2 separate regions of the Homo sapiens genome follow, and region 1 is linked to region 2. The links are chromatin contacts, found by Hi-C or POLR2A ChIA-PET in ENCODE. All regions are on one chromosome and are shown on one strand. Each heading gives the region's core, a stretch centred on a gene start or an enhancer-like site at or near the end of the contact. The rest is flanking DNA. Distances are from core to core; before and after follow the strand shown.

What was found. Hi-C counts contacts between places; a loop is a spot of excess contacts on that map. ChIA-PET counts read pairs that join two places held with the same protein, here RNA polymerase II (POLR2A). Pooled maps may share reads with other maps.
Region 1: a pooled map shows a loop between it and region 2 (1.9-fold over the local background). The contact joins two enhancer-like sites. A Hi-C loop is called at or near these places in 1 of 168 maps with a recorded cell type or tissue (endothelial cell of umbilical vein) and 2 of 50 pooled maps. POLR2A ChIA-PET finds 5 or more read pairs at or near these places in 4 of 52 experiments (H1, MCF 10A, Panc1 and 1 more).

The regions. Positions count from the first base shown.
Region 1 is chr2:158,989,093-158,995,024 of GRCh38, reverse strand. All of the region lies in intron 1 of TANC1 (tetratricopeptide repeat, ankyrin repeat and coiled-coil containing 1), which reads right to left. Among named protein-coding and RNA genes, the nearest start is that of TANC1, 23 kb to the right of the region's middle. RefSeq lists an enhancer at 3,180-3,279. Within about 2 kb of position 4,509, at least 3 of the 41 ENCODE cell types and tissues checked have a DNase peak (open chromatin) inside an H3K27ac peak, as active enhancers do.
Region 2 is chr2:158,925,311-158,930,940 of GRCh38, reverse strand. No RefSeq gene overlaps it. Among named protein-coding and RNA genes, the nearest start is that of TANC1, 41 kb to the left of the region's middle. RefSeq lists an enhancer at 1,765-1,934. Within about 2 kb of position 4,245, at least 3 of the 41 ENCODE cell types and tissues checked have a DNase peak (open chromatin) inside an H3K27ac peak, as active enhancers do.

The DNA.
Region 1 (5,932 bases), core at 3,260-5,759, 64 kb before region 2:
GTCTGGAAATGGCAAAAATTTAAATTTATACTCAGCTCTGTCCAGCTCGAAGCCTTCCATGTTTCCACTTTGGAGTGATGTTTCAACAAACTCAAAACAGGCTTAAATACACCTTTAGTATCACTGGTTTAAAAAGAAGAAATCAGATCAGTTCTTTCTCCAAACAGTAGTTATTTTGTGAGATAATTCATACATGATGTCAAGATTGCAACTTTAAAACCTAAAGCATATTCTCAAATCTGAATGCAGTAAAGTTAACCATTTATGACTTGGCAAAATAGTATTACAATAACCACAAATAAATCAACTTGATTACAAAGTTTTAAAAAGTTACAAATCAAAAATAACCTTTTGCAACATGAAGATCTCAAATTGAGACACGAACATCTAGATTTGATTCTTTTCATTCTCAATGACAACTAATCTACTTTGTACTCTTAAAATATATCACCCTAGGCAGGTGCGGTGGCTCACATCTGTAATCCCAGCACTTGGGGAAGCCAAGGGAGGAAGGATGGCTTGAGCCTAAGCACTGTAGACCAGCCTAGGCAAGTAGACATCCCATATCTACAAAAAATAAATAAAAGATTAGCAGGGTTTGGTAGCACTTGCCTGTAGTCCTAGCTACTCAGGAGGCAGAGGCTGGAAAATTGCTTGACCCCAGGAGTTGGAGGCTGCAGTGAGCTATGCACCACTGCACTACAGCCTGGGCAACAGTGCAAGACCTTGTCTCTAAAAAATATAAAGAAAAAATAGTAAAATAAAATAGATCACTCTATTCCTATATATCCCTTCTCTGCTCCTACGCACCACCTCTCACCCCAAAAAGAGATTCTTGCTTCTATGGTTAATTGCAAAACAATTCTATGATTCAGAAACCAGGAAATAAAAAAGATTAGGATCCGTTGATAGTTATAATCTCCATTACCCTGAGATAGAAATCCCCCCCTGGAAAGTGAAAATCAGATATGTGTAGTGCACTAGAGATACTAGGGCACTAGTGCATGGTCCAAACAATGAGAAAGGTTTTTCATATTAAAATGATTTAAATTTTTAAGTACTCTTTAAATGACCAGAGTGATAGTGTCAAATGAACACTGTAGATATTGGCCAAACCTCAGAACATACATTCATACAGAAGGCATTCAAATGCTATTTGTTATGGAATAAAGGCAATTCAGGACAAAAGGTAATGTCTTCTCTTCAGACAAACCAGGAGATGACTTTAGAAATTAACTTTTTAAAAATTTAACAAGAAAATTTAAGGGTTGAAAGTTCGAAGAAGAGAAAGTTCAGGGGAGAGAATTCAGGACAAAAGGTAATGTCTTCTCTTGAGACAAACCAGAAGATGGCTTTAGAAATTAACTTTTAAAAAATTTAACAAAAAAATTTAAGAGTTGAAAGTTCAAGGGAGAGAAAGCCGACCCCCATGTTTTATTTCTTAAGAACAGAGGATTTCCCATTCCCACTGCTTCACTTGACTAGCCTTAAAAAAAATAAAAAATAAAGGCGGGCACGGTATTTCATGCCAGATCACTTGAGCACACAAGTTCAAAACCAGCCTGGGCAACATGGTGAAACCCTGTCTCTACAAAAAATACAAAAATTAGCCAGGTGTGCTGGCATGCATCTATAATCTCAGCAACTCAGGAGGCTGAGGTGGAAGGATCGCTTGAGCCTAGGAGGCTCAAGTAAGCTGATCGTGCCATTGCACTCCTGCCTGACAGAACGAGATCCCACCTCCAAAACAAACAAAACAGAACAAAAAACAAAACAAAACACTGCCAAGTGCTTTGCTGGGGTTAGGAGAACTGAACCAAAGTTTGAGTTCACCCACTTCCACATAGCTGCTGTGTGACCGTTTAATCTGACTCCTTTCCTTGGCTGAAAACTGCTCATATTTACCTACACCTTAAAACGCTGTTATAAAGCCCAGAAGGAACATCTATTCCTTCAGACATACTTGCTAAATATTTTCTCTCTGCCCTGATTCTAATGACAAAGAGGTCATACCAGCCCCAAGAGTCTAGGAAGAGATGAGCATGAAGGCAGTAAACTAACGCGGCTGTGATGGAGAACACACGAGTAAAGGTGCAAGTGAAGCACAGTGAAGTAATCACAATGTTCCACAAAACAGCAGCTATTTAAAAAGCCAAGGAGGAGAACCACACAACACCTGGGGAAATGCATGAAATATATTACACAGTCCGGGAGCGGTGGCTCATGCCTGTAATCCCAGCACTTTGGGAAGCCGAGGCGGGTGGATCACGAGGTCAGGAGATCGAGACCATCCTGGCTAACACGGTGAAACCCTGTCTCTACTAAAAATACAAAAAAAAAAAAAAAAAAAAAAAATTAGCTGGGCATGGTGGTGGGCGCCTGTAGTCCCAGCTACTCAGGAGGCTGAGGCAGGAGAATGGCATGAACCCTGGAGGCAGAACTTGTAGTGAGCCAAGATCGCGCCACTACACTCCAGCCTGGGCGACAGGGCAAGACTCCGTCTCAAAAAAAGAAATATATTACACAGAAAAGCCTATAAGTACATGTATACCTTAGCTACAGCTATACATTTTTAAGGCATAGGCAAAGAACAGAAGGGAAGGAAGGAAGAGAATAAAATCATGGCTGCTGCACTTAAACACTTTCTTTTTTTTTTTTTTGAGACAGGGTATCAGTCTGTAGCCCAGGATGGAGTGCAGTGGTGTGATCACAGCTCACTGCAGCCTCTACCTCCCTGGGCTCAAGCGATCCACCCACCTCAGCCTCCGGAGTAGATGAGATTGCAGGTGCACACCACCATGCCCATCTAATTTTTGTATTTTTTCTAGAGATGAGGTCTCACCTGTGTTGCCCAGGCTGGTCTCAAACTCCTGGGTTCAAGCGATCTGCCTGTCTCAGCCTCCCAAAGTGCTGGGATTACAGACATGAGCCACCACACCCAGCCTAAACGTGTATTACTCTTTTCTCTCGCTTTCCAAACTTTACATAACATCACTTAACATTTATAATTCTTAAAATATTTTAATTGATGTGAGAGCACAGATGGAAGAGTGATTAATTTTGACTGAAATAATGTATGTGAAAGGTGAAAACTCTAAAAACCCCCATGAATGAATGCTGTTATTGTCAGAGCATGAAATAATCTAGCATTATGCATAATACTATGACACTGTAGTAGCACAGGTTATTTTTATGTTCTGCCACTTGGTTTCCAGCTCACCTGAAAATGTATAGTGTTAGTCATTTCTTTACAATATTTTCTTTCTTTCTTTCTTTTTTGAGACAGAGTCTCACTCTGTCGCCCAGGCTGGAGTGCAGTGGTGCGATATCAGCTCACTGCAAGCTCCGCCTCCCAGGTTCACGCCATTCTCCCGCCTCAGCCTCCCAGGACTACAGGCCCCCGCCACCACGCCTGGCTAATTTTTTTGTATTTTTAGTAGAGATGGGGTTTCATCATGTTAGCCAGGATGGTCTCAATCTCCTGACCTCGTGATCCACCCACCTCGGCCTCCCAAAGTGCTGGGATTACAGACGTGAGCCACCCTCCCCAGCCTCTTATATATACTTCTAAAGATACTCTATGCATATATATTTTTTGTTAAATAATATTCTTGGAAAATTTTCCTTAAGAGCACACATAAACCTACCTCATTCTTTTAACATCTGCATTCCACTCTATCGTATGGATGTACCAAAATTTACTTAATCAGACCGTGCACTGTAAAAATGCATGAGTATGTTATTAACACTATTTATATATTATTTTTCCTTGTATTTTTATTTTCTTTCCTAGCAAATTCTACATCTTCCTATCAAAACAGGAAATTTACATGTAAGTATTATTAATCAGTAACAGTGTATTTTAATCCCTAAACTACCTCTGATCTCTAGCCCTGCTGTTTTTTCTACTTTTTTTTTTTTTTTTTTTTTTTTGACACAGGATCTGGCTCTGTCACCCAGGTTGGAGTGCAGTGGCGCAATCTCAGCTCACCACAACCTCCACCTCGCTGGCTCAAGCAATCCTCCCAGGCTCAAGCAATCCTCCCACCTCAGCCTCCTCACTAGCTGGGACTGGAGCCGCCCGCCACCATGCCCATATAATTTTTGTATTTTTTGTAGAGACGAGGGTTTGCCATGTTGCCCAGGCTGTTCTCAAACTCCTGAGCTCAAGCAATCCGCCCACCCTGGCCTCCCAAAGAGCTGGGATTACAGGTGTGAGCCACAGCACTCAGCCCATAACCCTGAATTCTTCAGCAAGGTACACAAGGCCCACCAGCAAGTTCACACTCACCAGGCTCTCTAGGCTCATTTCCTAGGAATTCCTACTTCACACTGTTCCATCCAGCCAACCCCCAACTGCATGTAGTCCTCCTAAATACTCCATCCATTGCTCATGCTGTTGCTTTGGCTACAACCCATCCCACCTTGCTTGCTTAAGTGAATTCTTACTCAATCCCTCAAGACAGGGCTTAGGCATAACCTCCTCCCAGAAGGCTCTCCCAACCCTCCAGGCAGAGGAAATGCTCCTGTGCTCTGCTCCAGCCTCAACCTGGGTCTTGGCACTTAACCTCCTCAGGATGAATTCATGTGTCAGCCTAGCCCATTAGATTTTAAGTTCCTCCAGGATAGAAACCACATCTTATTCATCAAACTGCCTACAGTTTGATACAATTTAGTTCCTGCTGAATCAAACAAGAAGGGAACTTCTGAACATCTATTATGTGCTAGGAGCTACTCTAAAAGTACTGTACAAACATTATTTCTCACCTTGTAAAATGATCCCCATTTTGGCCGGGTGCTGTGGCTCACGCCTGTAATCCCAGCACTTTGGGAGGCTGAGGCGGGCAGATCACGAGGTCAGGCGGGCAGATCACGAGGTCAGGAGTGCAAGACCAGCCTGGCCAACATAGTGAAACCCCATCTCTACTAAAAATACAAAAAATTAGCCAGGCGTGGTGGCAGGGGCCTGTAACCCCAGCTACTCAGGAGGCTGAGGCAGGAGAATCGCTTGAACCCGGGAGGTGGAGGTTGCAGTGAACCGAGATTGTATCACTGCACACCAGCCCCTGTGACAGTGCGAGAATCCGTCTCCAAAAAAAAAAAAAATCCCCATTTTACAGATGAAGAAACTAAGGCCGTGAAGAAATTTATCCAAGGGCATTAGAGGAGGGCTGGAATTTGAAACCAAGTCTACTTTACTCCAGAATCACTGATCTTTCCATTATGCTATTCTGATGCATGTTTTGATGCTGAAAGCTAAGTCAAACATGCAGTCCTAAGGGACTTGACATCTTCATAATTATTATGGATACTCTAAGGGCACGACAGTCTCCCAAAAAGTCAGTCAAAAGCAATCTAAAATGTAGAACCAAACTGGCCGAAAACAAAAAAGATTCTTTTTTTTTTTTTTTTTTTGAGACTGAGTCTTGCTCTGTTGCCTAAGCTGGAATGCAGTGGCACAATCATAGCTCAGTGCAGCCTCGATCTTGCAGGCTCAAGTGATTCTCCCACCTCAGCCTTCCAAGTGGCTGGGACTATAGGCATGAGCCACCACGTTCAGCTGATTTTTTTTTTTAACTTTTAGTAGAGATGAGGTCTCACTACGTTGCCAGGCTGCTCTCAAACTCCTGAGCTCAAGCAATCCTCCCACCTCAGCCTCCCACAGTGCTGGGACTGCAGGCGTGAGCCACTGTGCCTGGCCTGAATTGCTAAACTTAAATGCCTGTTCCCAAATCATGGTGGAGCCAGGTGAGATCCCAAAGTACTGAAATTATAGGCATGAGCGACCTTGCCCAGCACCCCCCAAAAAAGTATTATAAACAAGCAAATTCTGCCAACAGCATCCACAAATCTGCATTTAGCATCCTCAGGGGGTATCTTTGAGGGGCCATTCAAAATGAACTAGACGTGCAGTCTCAGCAGCTGCAATAGT
Region 2 (5,630 bases), core at 2,996-5,495:
ATGGACAAAAAGAACAGATATTCACTGTGGTAGTCAGCCCCCAAGATGGCCCCAAATGATCTCCACCTCTTCATACAGTCATGTGTCACTTAACAACGGGGATACATTCTGATAAATGTGTCCATAGATGATTTTGTCATTGTGTGAATGTCATAGAATATACTTACACAAAGCTAGATGGTATTGCTCACTACACACCAAGGCTATATGGTATAACCTATTGCTCCTAGGCTACGAATCTGTACAGCATGCTACTGTATTGTAGGCAATTGTAACATAATGGTGAATGTTTATGTATCTAAACATATCAAAACATAGAAAAGGTACAGTAAAACTATGGTATTTTGATCTTATGGGATTACCATCTTATTTTTGGCCCGTTGCTAACAGAAATATTGTTATGCGGTACATGACCATATTTACACATTCTTCCATAATCTTCTCCTACATGGAATCACGGCTGGCCTGCATGACCAATAGAATATGCAGAAGTGGTGGTGTGTGACCTTCACGGCTAGGTCATAAAACACATTGACGCTTTCACTGTGCTCTGTCTTATATTACTGGCTCTGAAGGAAGTCAGCCACCATGTTGTGAGGATACCCAAGCAGCCCTGTGAAGCGATCCATGTGAAGAGTGTATTAGTCCATTTGCCTTGCTATAAAGGAGTACCCAAGACTCGATAATTTATGAGGAAAAGAGGTTTATTTTGGCTCATAGTTCTGCAGACTGTATAGGAAGTGTGGTGCTAGCATTTGCTTCTGGAGAGGGCCTCAGGAAACTTATAATCATGGCAAAAGGCCTAGGAGCCAGTGTGTCACATGGCGAGAGAGGGACCAAGAGAGAAGGAGGTGCTAGGCTCCTTTTTAAACAAGCAGATCTCACATGAGCTCATTACTGTGGGGAGGGCACCAAGTCATTCATGAAGGATCCACACCTGGGAGCCTCCCACCAGGCTCCACCTCCAGCATTGGGAATCACATTTCAACATGAGATTTAGAGGCCACAATCATCCACACTGTATCAAAAAGGAACTGAGAACTTCTGCTAACCTCTTGTACCAGCTTGCTAGAAATTTGAGTGAGCCATCTTGAAAGTGGATTTTCCAGCCCTAGGCAAACCTTCAGATGACTGCAACCCTGGCCTACATGTTGGCTGCAACTTCATAAGAGGCTTAGGCCCTAAAACACCCAACTAAGCTGCTTCTGAGTTCTTGAACCACAGCAGCTGTGAGTTAATAAACGTTTATTGTTGTTTAAGCCAGCAGGTTTTGGGGGGTAATTTGTTACTCAGGAATAGATAATGAATATAGTCACTACATTTGCTTTCAAGTAGCTCATGGCCCAGTCTGCAGACATAGACATTTAAATGACTAATTCTAATTTGTGGGTGGGGTAGGAAGATAGAGGGGGGTAGAAGAGAGCCTCTGTGAAGGTTTTATGGAGGAGACCACCTCTGAGCTGGACTTTAAGGATGAGCAGGAGGAGGAAGGGAAATCTAGACCAAAGGAACATCATATACTGAAGCCTGAAAGTGAATCACATTCAGGTAAATGCAAATGGAAGAGTGTGGTTGTAGTTAAGGCACCAGTCTATCAGAATCACATAGAGGGCCTAAAAAGTACAGATACTCAGACCCTACCCCTCAGAAATCTGATGATTAGGAAACACTGGTTAGGATTTCCTAGTTTCTTGGGTTTTGGTTGGTTAGTTAGCTGGTTACTGGGAAGGGTGTGTCTGCAGCAGGTTTCTCAGTAGGACTCTGGACCACATGCTACAGAAAGCAGGAAATGTAGGCTCCCTGGAAATCCAGGGGCCCATGACTCACCTGTTCATACACATTTACACTCTGTAAGCCCCTGGAGACTTGGACACCATCAAATTTTGTGGGTGCAGTGAAATCAATGCTTAGAGAGAAATTTATAGCATTGAATGTATATATTAGAAAAGGAGAAAGCTCTAAAATCAATAATCTAAGCTTCCACCTTAGGAAACTAGTAAAAGAAGAGCAAATTAAATTTTAAGTAAGCAGAAAAAATAAACCATAAAAACTAGAGCAAAAACCAATGAATTAAAAATAAGTCAGTAGTGAAAATCAACAGAACCAAAAGCAATGGATAAACTTCTACCCAAGCTAACTAAGAAAAAGAGAGAGAAGATATAAATTACTAATATCGAAAATGAAAGAGGGACATCACTACAGATCCCATAGACATTAAAAAGATAATAAAAAATATTATGAACAACGGTATGCCCACAAAATTGATAATCTAGATGAAACAGACCAATTCCCTGAAATATACAATCTGCCAAAATGCACACAAGAGGAAATAGGCCATCTGAATAGGTCTATATCTATTAAAGAAATTGAATCAATAATTAATAACCTTTCAAAACCAGGACTTGATGGGTTCACTGGTGGATTCTACCAAACATTTAAGGAAGAAATTATACCAGTTATTCACAATCTGTTCCAGAAAATAGATGCAGAGGGAATAGTTTCTAACTCATTCTATGAGGCGGCATCACCCTAATACCAAAACCAGACAAATATGTTACAATAAAAGAAATCTACAGACCAATACTTCTCATAAACATACATGCAAAAATCCTCAACAAAATATTAGCAAGTCAAATTCAACAATGTATAAAAGGAATTATACACTATAACCAAGTGGGATTTATCCCAGGTATGTAAAGTTTGTTCAACATTTGAAAATAAATTAATATTGCCTATTACATCAATGGCTAAAGAAGAAAAGGATCACATGATCTTATCAATAGATGTGGAGAAGCATTTGGCAAAAACCCAACACCCATTTATAATAAAAACTCTCAGCATACTAAGAATAGAGAGGAACATTCTCGACTTAATAAATAACATCTACAAAAAACCTGAAACTAATATATTTAATGGTGAGAAACTTGATGCTTTCCCACTAAGATCAGGAACAAGACAAGGATGTCCCTTCTAACCACTGCTTTTTAATGGAAGTCCTAGCTAATTCAGTGAGACAAGAAAAGGCAGTAAAAGAAATATAGATTAGAAAAGAGTAAATAAGGCCGGGCGCGGTGGCTCATGCCTATAATCCCAGCACTTTGAGAGGCCAAGGCGGGCAGATCACCTGAGGTCAGGAGTTCCAGACCAGCCTGACCAACATGGAGAAACTCCATGTCTACAAAAAATACAAAATTAGCTGGGTGTGGGGGTGCATGCCTGTAATGCCAGCTACTCGGGAGGCTGAGACAGGAGAATCACTTGAAACCGGGAGGTGGAGGTTTCGGTGAGCCAAGATCACACCATTGCACTCCAGCCTGGGCAACAAGAGCGAAACTCCATCTCAAAAAAAAAAAAAAAAAAAAAAAAAGAAAGAAAGAAAGAAAAGAAAAGAATAAATAAAACTGTCTTTGTTTGCAGATGACATAATTGTCTGTGTAGAAAATCCAGAAGAATTGACAACAATAACAACAAAACCTCCTGGAACTAGTAAGCAATTATAGCAAGGTTACAGGATACAGGATACGAGGTATCCTGTATACAGCAAGGTTAATATGCAAAAGCTAACCACTTTCCTATATATCAAAATGATACTGTGGAACTAAAATATATTACCATTTACATTAGCACCCCCCAAAATGAAATATTTAGGTATAAATCTAATAAAATATGAGCAAGATCTATATAAGAAAAACTATAAAATTCTACTGAAAGATATCAAAGAATAAGTAAATAGAATAACTAAATAAATGGAGCGATATTCCATGATCATCTTAGTCTTAACTTAGTAAGATTATTCATGATCATGCAATTAAGAATTAAGGTTGATTAAATATTTTCAGGATGTCAGTTCTTCTCAACTTCATAGATTCAATACAATTCCAATAAAAATCACAGCAAGTTATTTTGTGGATATTGACAAATTAATTCTAAAGTTTACATAGAGAGGCAAAACAAAACAAAACAAAACAAAACAAAACACGAAACCAGAATAGCAAACGTAATATTAAAAGAGAAGAACAGGCTGGGTACGGTGGTTCATGCCTGTAATCTCAACACTTTGGGAGACCGAGGGTGGTGAGTCACCTGAGGTCAGAAGTTTAAAACCAGCCTGGTCAACAGAGTGAAACCTCATCTCACACTTGATCTTAGCCAAAAGGCCGAGAAGCGATGTGAAACCTCATCTCTAATAAAAATACAAAAATTAGCCGGGCGTGGCGGCACATGCCTGTAATCCCAGACACTTAGGAGGCTGAGGCAGGAGAATTCCTTGAATCTGGGAGGCAGAAGTTGCAGTGAGGTGAGAGCATGCCACTGCACTATAGCCTGTGTAACAATAGTGAAACTCCATCTCAAAAAAAAAAAAAAAAAAGAAGAAGAAAAAGAACAAAGTCAGAGAACTGACATTCCCTAACTTCAAGACTTACTATAAAGCTACAGTAATTAAGATAGTGCAGTACTGATGAAAGAATAGATAAAGAGATCAATGGAACAGAATAGAAAGCCCAGAAATAGATCCACATAAAAATAGTCAGCTGATCTTTGACAAAAGAGCAAAGACAACATAATGGAGCAAAGATAATCTTTTCTTTTTTTTGAGACAGAGTCTCGCTCTGTCATCCAGGCTGGAGTACAGTGAAGCAATCTTGGCTCACTGCAAGCTCCGCTTCCCGGGTTCACGTCATTCTCCTGCCTCAGCCTCCCGAGTAGCTGGGACTACAGGTGCCCGCCACCACGCCTGGCTAATTTTTTTTGTAATTTTTTTAGTATAGATGGGGTTTCACCATGTTAATCAGGATGGTCTGGATCTCCTGACCTCGTGATCCACCTGCCTTGGCCTCCCAAAGTGCTGGGATTACAGGCGTGAACCACTGCACCCAGCCTCAAAGATAATCTTTTCAACAAATGGTACTGGAATGACTGGACATCCACAAGCAAAATAAAATAAAATAAAATAATAATAATCTAGATGTACACCTTACACCTTCACAAAAATTAACTCAAAATGGATCATGGATGTAGATATAAAGTTCAAAACTATAAAACTCCTAGAAAATAACTTAGGAAGAAAACTAGATGACCTTGAATATAGTGGTGACTTTTTAGGTAAAACACCAAAGGCACAATCCACAAAAGAAATAATTTTTAAGCTGGACTTCATCAAAATGAAAAACTTTTTTTTTTTGCTCTGCAAAAGACAATGTCAAGAGAAAAGAAAAGACAAACCACAGATTTGGAGAAAATATTTGCAAAGGACACATCTGATAAGGGACTATTATCCAAAATATACAAAGAATTCTTAAAACTAAACCAGAAGAAAATGAATAACTTGATTAAAAAATGGACAAAAGATCCGTTATGGTTAGAGTGCAGTTTGTCCCCACCAAAACTCATGTTGAGGCTTAGACCTCAATGGGATGGTGTTGGGAGATGGCGAATTTAAGAGGTAATTAGGTTGTTAAGATAGATTAATGTCTTTCTTGAGAGACTGTTAGTTCTCCCAGGAATGGATTAGTTCCTTGCAGAGCTGGTTGGTATAGGGAGGTTGCCTCTTGTATTTTGCCCTTTGTCACATTAGCCTAGCTCCTCTTTCATTTCTCTGCCATGTTTCGATGCAGCCTGAGGCTTCACCA